2 separate regions of the Homo sapiens genome follow, and region 1 is linked to region 2. A link is a loop called in an ENCODE intact Hi-C map of the cell type or tissue named here. Cell type or tissue: endothelial cell of umbilical vein. All regions are shown on one strand. Each heading gives the region's core, and the rest is flanking DNA. Links, peaks and the distances in the headings are about the cores only.

What was found. Peaks named below come from ENCODE experiments on the same cell type or tissue, not always from the same donor. Only the 100,000 strongest peaks of a DNase experiment are listed, where the experiment ranks them.
Region 1: it touches region 2 in a loop (11-fold over the local background); 3 of 110 quality-filtered maps call a loop at or near these places.

Annotation. Positions count from the first base shown.
Region 1 is chr3:40,919,754-40,922,665 of GRCh38, forward strand. No RefSeq gene overlaps it. Among named protein-coding and RNA genes, the nearest start is that of CTNNB1, 280 kb to the right of the region's middle. RefSeq lists an enhancer at 214-763. In endothelial cell of umbilical vein, for the core only: a CTCF peak has its summit at 1,680; a DNase peak (open chromatin) is centred at 1,668.
Region 2 is chr3:40,583,402-40,586,313 of GRCh38, forward strand. No RefSeq gene overlaps it. Among named protein-coding and RNA genes, the nearest start is that of ZNF621, 60 kb to the left of the region's middle. RefSeq lists an enhancer at 557-1,057. In endothelial cell of umbilical vein, for the core only: a CTCF peak has its summit at 1,317 (motif pointing right); a DNase peak (open chromatin) is centred at 1,340.

The sequences.
Region 1 (2,912 bases), core at 158-2,657, 340 kb after region 2:
AGCAAGCTGAGGAAAATGGTAGAGGGTAGGTAGAGGGTAGGTAGAGGGTAGCTTTCCCAAGGCTCTTGGTTGACCACAGTTTGTTCTGCTTAAAATATAGTATATATGTTCTTAAGAAGTCTTGTTACAAAAGTACCCATAAAGACGAGCTTCAGTTGGAGAAGGAAGGGGATTCAGGCCTAGAGACTTTCAAATGCTCAGTAGTAAAGTCCTGTTTATCCTGTGGGAATTTTGATCATGATAATTTTTAATAGCTGCAGAATTAATCTGTAAAACCCAAACATCACTGAGCAGGGTTGGACCACATCTAGTTTTTGCTCGTGGGTTCAGGCCTTTCTTCCCCTTTCTCTGCCAGCAGTTTCATTAGTTTAGGGAGCCAAACCACATGAACAAAGTAGCCTCCTGCATTGAGGGTTGGTCCTAAGAACTGCTAGTTCGTCATTACCAGGCCAGACTAACCAAAGACTTCACCTGAAAAGCTAGCCTTGTCCTTAGGTAGTTCCCTCACATTCAATTAGCATTACAAAAACACATGGTGCAGGGAAAAGGCTCTCATTTCAGTGTGAGTCATCCTGTGGGCAACTTGTGATCAAGGTTTTTCAGCTGTGAGCTAGTAGAGTTAGGTGCAGAGATTTAAAGTCCCCTCATTCTTTTTTCTTTTAGTCAGTTCAGAAGCTAGAATTGGGGGTTTGCAATGCAATGGTAACCCCAAGAATGCATGGCATATTCCCTTAGAAAAGACTATTTAAAATCAGAAACCCAATTGGATGCTTCTGCCAGTATCTACCAAAGATTGATACTTTGATTCTACAGATGAGTCCTGCACACAAAGACGTGGAGACAAGGGGCACAGTTTGCACTGGGGAAGCTCGAGGTCTCTGACTCCACCTCACATGCCAACCATAGTGGGTTGTAGATATATCCCAGAATATATTCATTAATCTACAAATAACTATTGAGTGCCCGTGATATGCCCAGTACTTTTCTAGGTGCTGAAATCTGTGTGCCCAGTTTCCCAGAAATGGTCTGGGTACGGCACCTCTCTTAAGAATCTTTCATTACAGGGAGAGGTGTATGGAACTTGTGAGCTTGGCACTAGTACATGAGAATACTTGTGGCTACAGTGAGACAGAATATTCTTGATGGGAATATTACATGTTCCAGAAATCTGTATGCATAGGCCATAAATTAATTGCCTGATCACCTTACTTGGTACAAATTCCTCCAATTTCCTCTCCCACAACCCTACTAATGGGGAGTTTAAAAAGATGAAATGGCAAAGACACAGTGGTGCCCAGGCCACAGCTGGCCAAAGGTCCTGAGAGTTTTCAAACTGTATTTTGGTTTGGGGTTTTTTGTTGTTGCTGTTTTTTTTTTTTTTTTTAATTGTGAAATATACTTACTCAATTATCAGGCAGAAAGGAGAAGGAGAGCACCCTCAAATGTAGAATGTAATAAAGTGAGGACTAAACTCTGATCTTTTTCTTCTCTTGCCCAAATTCCTATCTAAGGGGACTGGAGAGTCATACCCTACAAACCATAAAATCTCATCAGAGGAGTTTCATTTAACCCTATATAATGTGGCCTGCTTTCCAATGTTGACTCTGGCACAATACCACATGCCAGACAGAAAAACGAAGGAAATCAAAATAATTTATCCCTGAATATGTTTCTTTGTCATATTTTTAAATGGCCTGCATAGCTGTTCAGTGGCGGTAGGTGGGGCAAGGGGATTGCATCTGTAAAGAATATCTATTACTATAACTAGATCTTTTCCCCTTCCAGTCTCTCCCAGTCCTGAAGAGATTAACTGAGAGTCCAACATCTTTTAGAGATCTGAATAGCAAACACTTGTCAACTAGAGTCTCTAAGGGCAGCCACGCATGAGGCTTCATGTACATAACAAGAACCGCAGTCTCCACAATCCCTTATCTTGAACCTGACACTCCTTTCTGTTGATTCCAGGACTTTAGATCATAATAACAATTCTTTCAACCAATTGTCAGCCAGAAACTCTTTGAATCCACCTATGACCTGTAAGCTCACCCCGCCCAACTTAGAGTTGTCCCGCCTTTTGAACCAAACCAATGCATACCCCATATGTATTGATCATGTCTCCCTAAAATGTATAAAACCAAGCTGTGGCCCAACAGCCTGGGCACCTACTCAGGGCCTCTTCAGACTGTGCCTCAGGCCTTGGTCACTAATATTTGATGCACAATAAACCTCTAAAATATATTACAGGGTTTGACTCTTTTCACTGACAAAAGGATAATTTTTGAAGATAAGGACAGGGTTAGGAAGACAATAGGAAGACAATAGATAAGGACAGGGTCAGGCCTTGGTCACTAATATTTGATGCACAATAAACCTCTAAAGTATATTACAGGGTTTGACTCTTTTCACTGACAAAAGGATAATTTTTGAAGATAAGGACAGGGTTAGGAAGACAATAGGAAGCAGGGAAGCACCTGGGGCCAATGGCTGTGGGGAGCACTTAGCTCCCCCAGTCCTGAGGTGGCAAAGGGAGGGTGCGACTACCTGCACGAGAGCTGTGGCCTTTGGGGAAGGACCACAGCATTCGTGTGTGGTTTGGCAGAGAGGGAGCAGAGGGGTAACCTCCCAACCTAATGTTCCCCTCATCCTGCAGTTTCCTGCCAGCACCTCCCATAGCCACACCAAAAACAGGGATGGGCCAGGCGTGGTGGCTCACGCCTGTAATCCTAGCACTTTGGGAGGCCGAGGAGGGCAGATTACCTGAGGTCAAGAGTTCAAGACCAGCCTGCCCAACATGGTGAAACCCTGTCTCTATTCAAAAATACAAAAAATTAGCTGAGTGAAGTGGCGTGTGCCTGTAATTCCAGCTACTTGGGAGGCTGAGGCAGGACAATTGCTTGAACCCAGGAGGCAGA
Region 2 (2,912 bases), core at 249-2,748:
ACCCCGTTTCTACTAAAAATACAAAAATTACCTGGGCATGGTGGCACATGCCTATAATCCCAGCTACTTGGGAGACTGAGGCAGGAGAATCTCTTGAACCTGGGAGGCAGAGGTTGCAGTGAGCTGAGGTTGCGCCACTGCACTCCAGCCTGGGTGACAGAATGAGATTCTGTCTTAAAAACAAAAAACAAAAAACAAAAAAAACTCCAGAGGTGGAAGACAGCAAAGCAGCTTTGCCTTGCTTGAGAGGTAAGTGGGCCACTTAGGAGGGTTCAGAAAAGGAAGGAAAACCCAAAGGTACACTACAGAGTCTTAAACTAACAACGCTGGCAGAAAACCAAACGCCCTCAGGAGTGTCTGGTCGTTCCTGTGACAGCCAGGACTAGGCAGGCCAGAGGGCCCAGATGAGCGCTGGCCTTGCCTGTAGCAGCAAGGCTGGAGGTCCTTCACACTAGATTAAACACAGATCACTTGGAAGGCCCTTGCATGCCCAGCCCCCTCTGAAGGTCACTGATCCTGAGTGTCTGGCACTGAGTTGTAGCTGCGGCCAAATGGGAAGTGCCTGGTCAGAGGTTATGTTGGCATGGTGTTTACAGAGTCAGTCCCTGTGTGCGGAGACACAACCCAAAGCGGCCAGGGCTGGTGGAGAAATGCAGGGCCATCAGGAGATTCCAGAGGCCATAGTGTGATCAGGATGTTTCTCGCTCTACAAATTTTCCTGAGCCCTGGCTCAGGGCCTGGTACTCTGCAGGGGCCTGGGATCAAGAAGCCTCTCCTAACTGCCCAGCAGGGGTAAAGACCCCTGATCCAGGACCACACCCAGCTTGAGGGATGGGAAGATACCTCCTGCCGCCCTACTCCTAGCTTGGCCCTATGGGCCGGGTGTCTTCTGGGCTGGTATGGTCCAGTTTGGGTACTGGAGCTGCAGTTCTATCATTCCATCTTCCCTGAGGAGAGGATCTTGGTGTTGATGGCCAACCGCACATAGGGCCATGGAAGGAGCACCAGTGTCCAATACCAAAACTGGATAAGCCAGTTGCATCCAATGGGTAAATCTCTTAACTTCTCAATTTTTCACCTGTGAAAGGGATTGACGTCTCTACCTTGCAGGGTTAATGGTTGAACGGGACAATGTGTAACGCTGAGGCCCAGGCCCAGCTCAGTCTTCCAGCTATAGCCTGGCACCTTGTAGAGGAGCATTCTCCTGCCACCCTGAGCTGGATGGACAGAAAAAGTCTCCACTGATGAGCAGAGGCCTGGCTGAGCCATTGGCCCCCGGACTTGGCTTGCTTTCTGGCCAGCCTGAGGCTCATGGCCTGCAGGGGGCAGCAGCGGGACGCACCGCCTAGGCCAGGTCTCCTGGCCCGGCTGCTTGGCTCTCTCTGCAGAGTCTGGGATGGAAAGTTCTCCTTTGCGCAGTGAATGCAGCTTGGGTCGATTTGTTTTTAAATGGGTAATGTTTGCAGTTCTTTTATACAAGCCCTTCACATCTGGCATTCAAAGAAGATAATCAGTCTAGACTATCAGACCCGATAGCAGCTTGTATGAAATTTGGGCCCGACTTTGCAGTAAAAGTGCCTCCCTGCTCCACGCCGGCGCTCCCTCCCTCTCCCTCCTTCTCTTCTTGTGACCTTTTATCTCAGCGGGAGCCCTGACTAGAAAGAGGGTTCTGGAAATGTGGTGTGTTTCTCATTAAGTTTCTGCAGCATAAAAGTCACGTGATGCAAAGCTTTTTTTTTCCCCTGTCTCCTGTCTTTCCCCTACGTAACTACAGTAACTCCTGCTGCTTAGGTTCCATTTAATTTGAGATGATTGAAGGCCGAAATCTTGTTGATACGAAGATTAAAAAAAGTCTGTTTCTAGGGTGCTGGTGGTATGTTTGGTTCATTTTTCCTTGGCAGTATGTTTTCCTTGGTGGTATGTTTGGTTCATGTTTCCTTGGTCAAACAATTCCCAATAAAATCGGTCCTCTGCTAGGGACCAAACAGCCCCTTTTCTTTTCTCTTTGCACATCTGTAAATTTCTTTCTTTAAAACTTGAGGCTCTGACTTGGGAGATTTTCATGCTGGGTGGCCAGACTTCTGAGAGGGCCCAAAGGAACCTTGTGGGGCTGTGAGGAGTCTCAAAGCACTAGGAGGGCCACTGCCGTGAACAGCTGCTCTCTTCCCTGCATCTGTTGAGAGACTCTCATCTGAGCCCGGTGGTCTGTGGCAACAAATGGAGACAGAGAGCAAGAGAGAGCGAGAGGTAACGAGAGAGAGAGAGAGCACCATAGGTTCTGACAACTGCTCGAGTCTCCTTTATCTTCTCCTGGGACCAGAGGCTGCAAGCCCTACACTACCTCTCTCAGTATAAAGCCACAGGTTAAAGTTTGTGCAGCTGATGTCTCAAAATAGGCCCCCAGCTTCATGCCTAAAGCACAGTTTCATGAGAGCATGAATTGAGTCACACTTGTGCAAGTGAGCGTTACAGTCACATTGTTGGTGCAGACCAAAGGTCCCTCCCTACCCACTGCTCTACAATGCTCAGCCACTGGCCTCCTCTTCCCTTGGGCCCCTCAGCATGGTCTTCAGCAGCTGGGGGAGGGGCCAGCCTTGCATCTTCCTTTGAAGAACAATGGGGTCCTGGAGTTCAGGGGTCAGTATCATCACTGCCTCATAGTCTTTGAGGGGCAGACTTGCCCATTGGGAGGCAGATCCTCAGGTGATGGCTGTCTCAATACCTGGCTTTTTGCTGACTTTTGTCCTTCCCTTCCCCTCCTGCAGCATCATTTCACCCTCTATTACCAACATTCACAGAAGCCTTTACGATTCAGCCCCACCCGCTTAAGCTTTAGTTCTGAACAACAGAAGAGAAACGAGGAGAAGAGGTATCCATTTCTAGTCTGACTGCCATGAACTCCCTGGGAGACC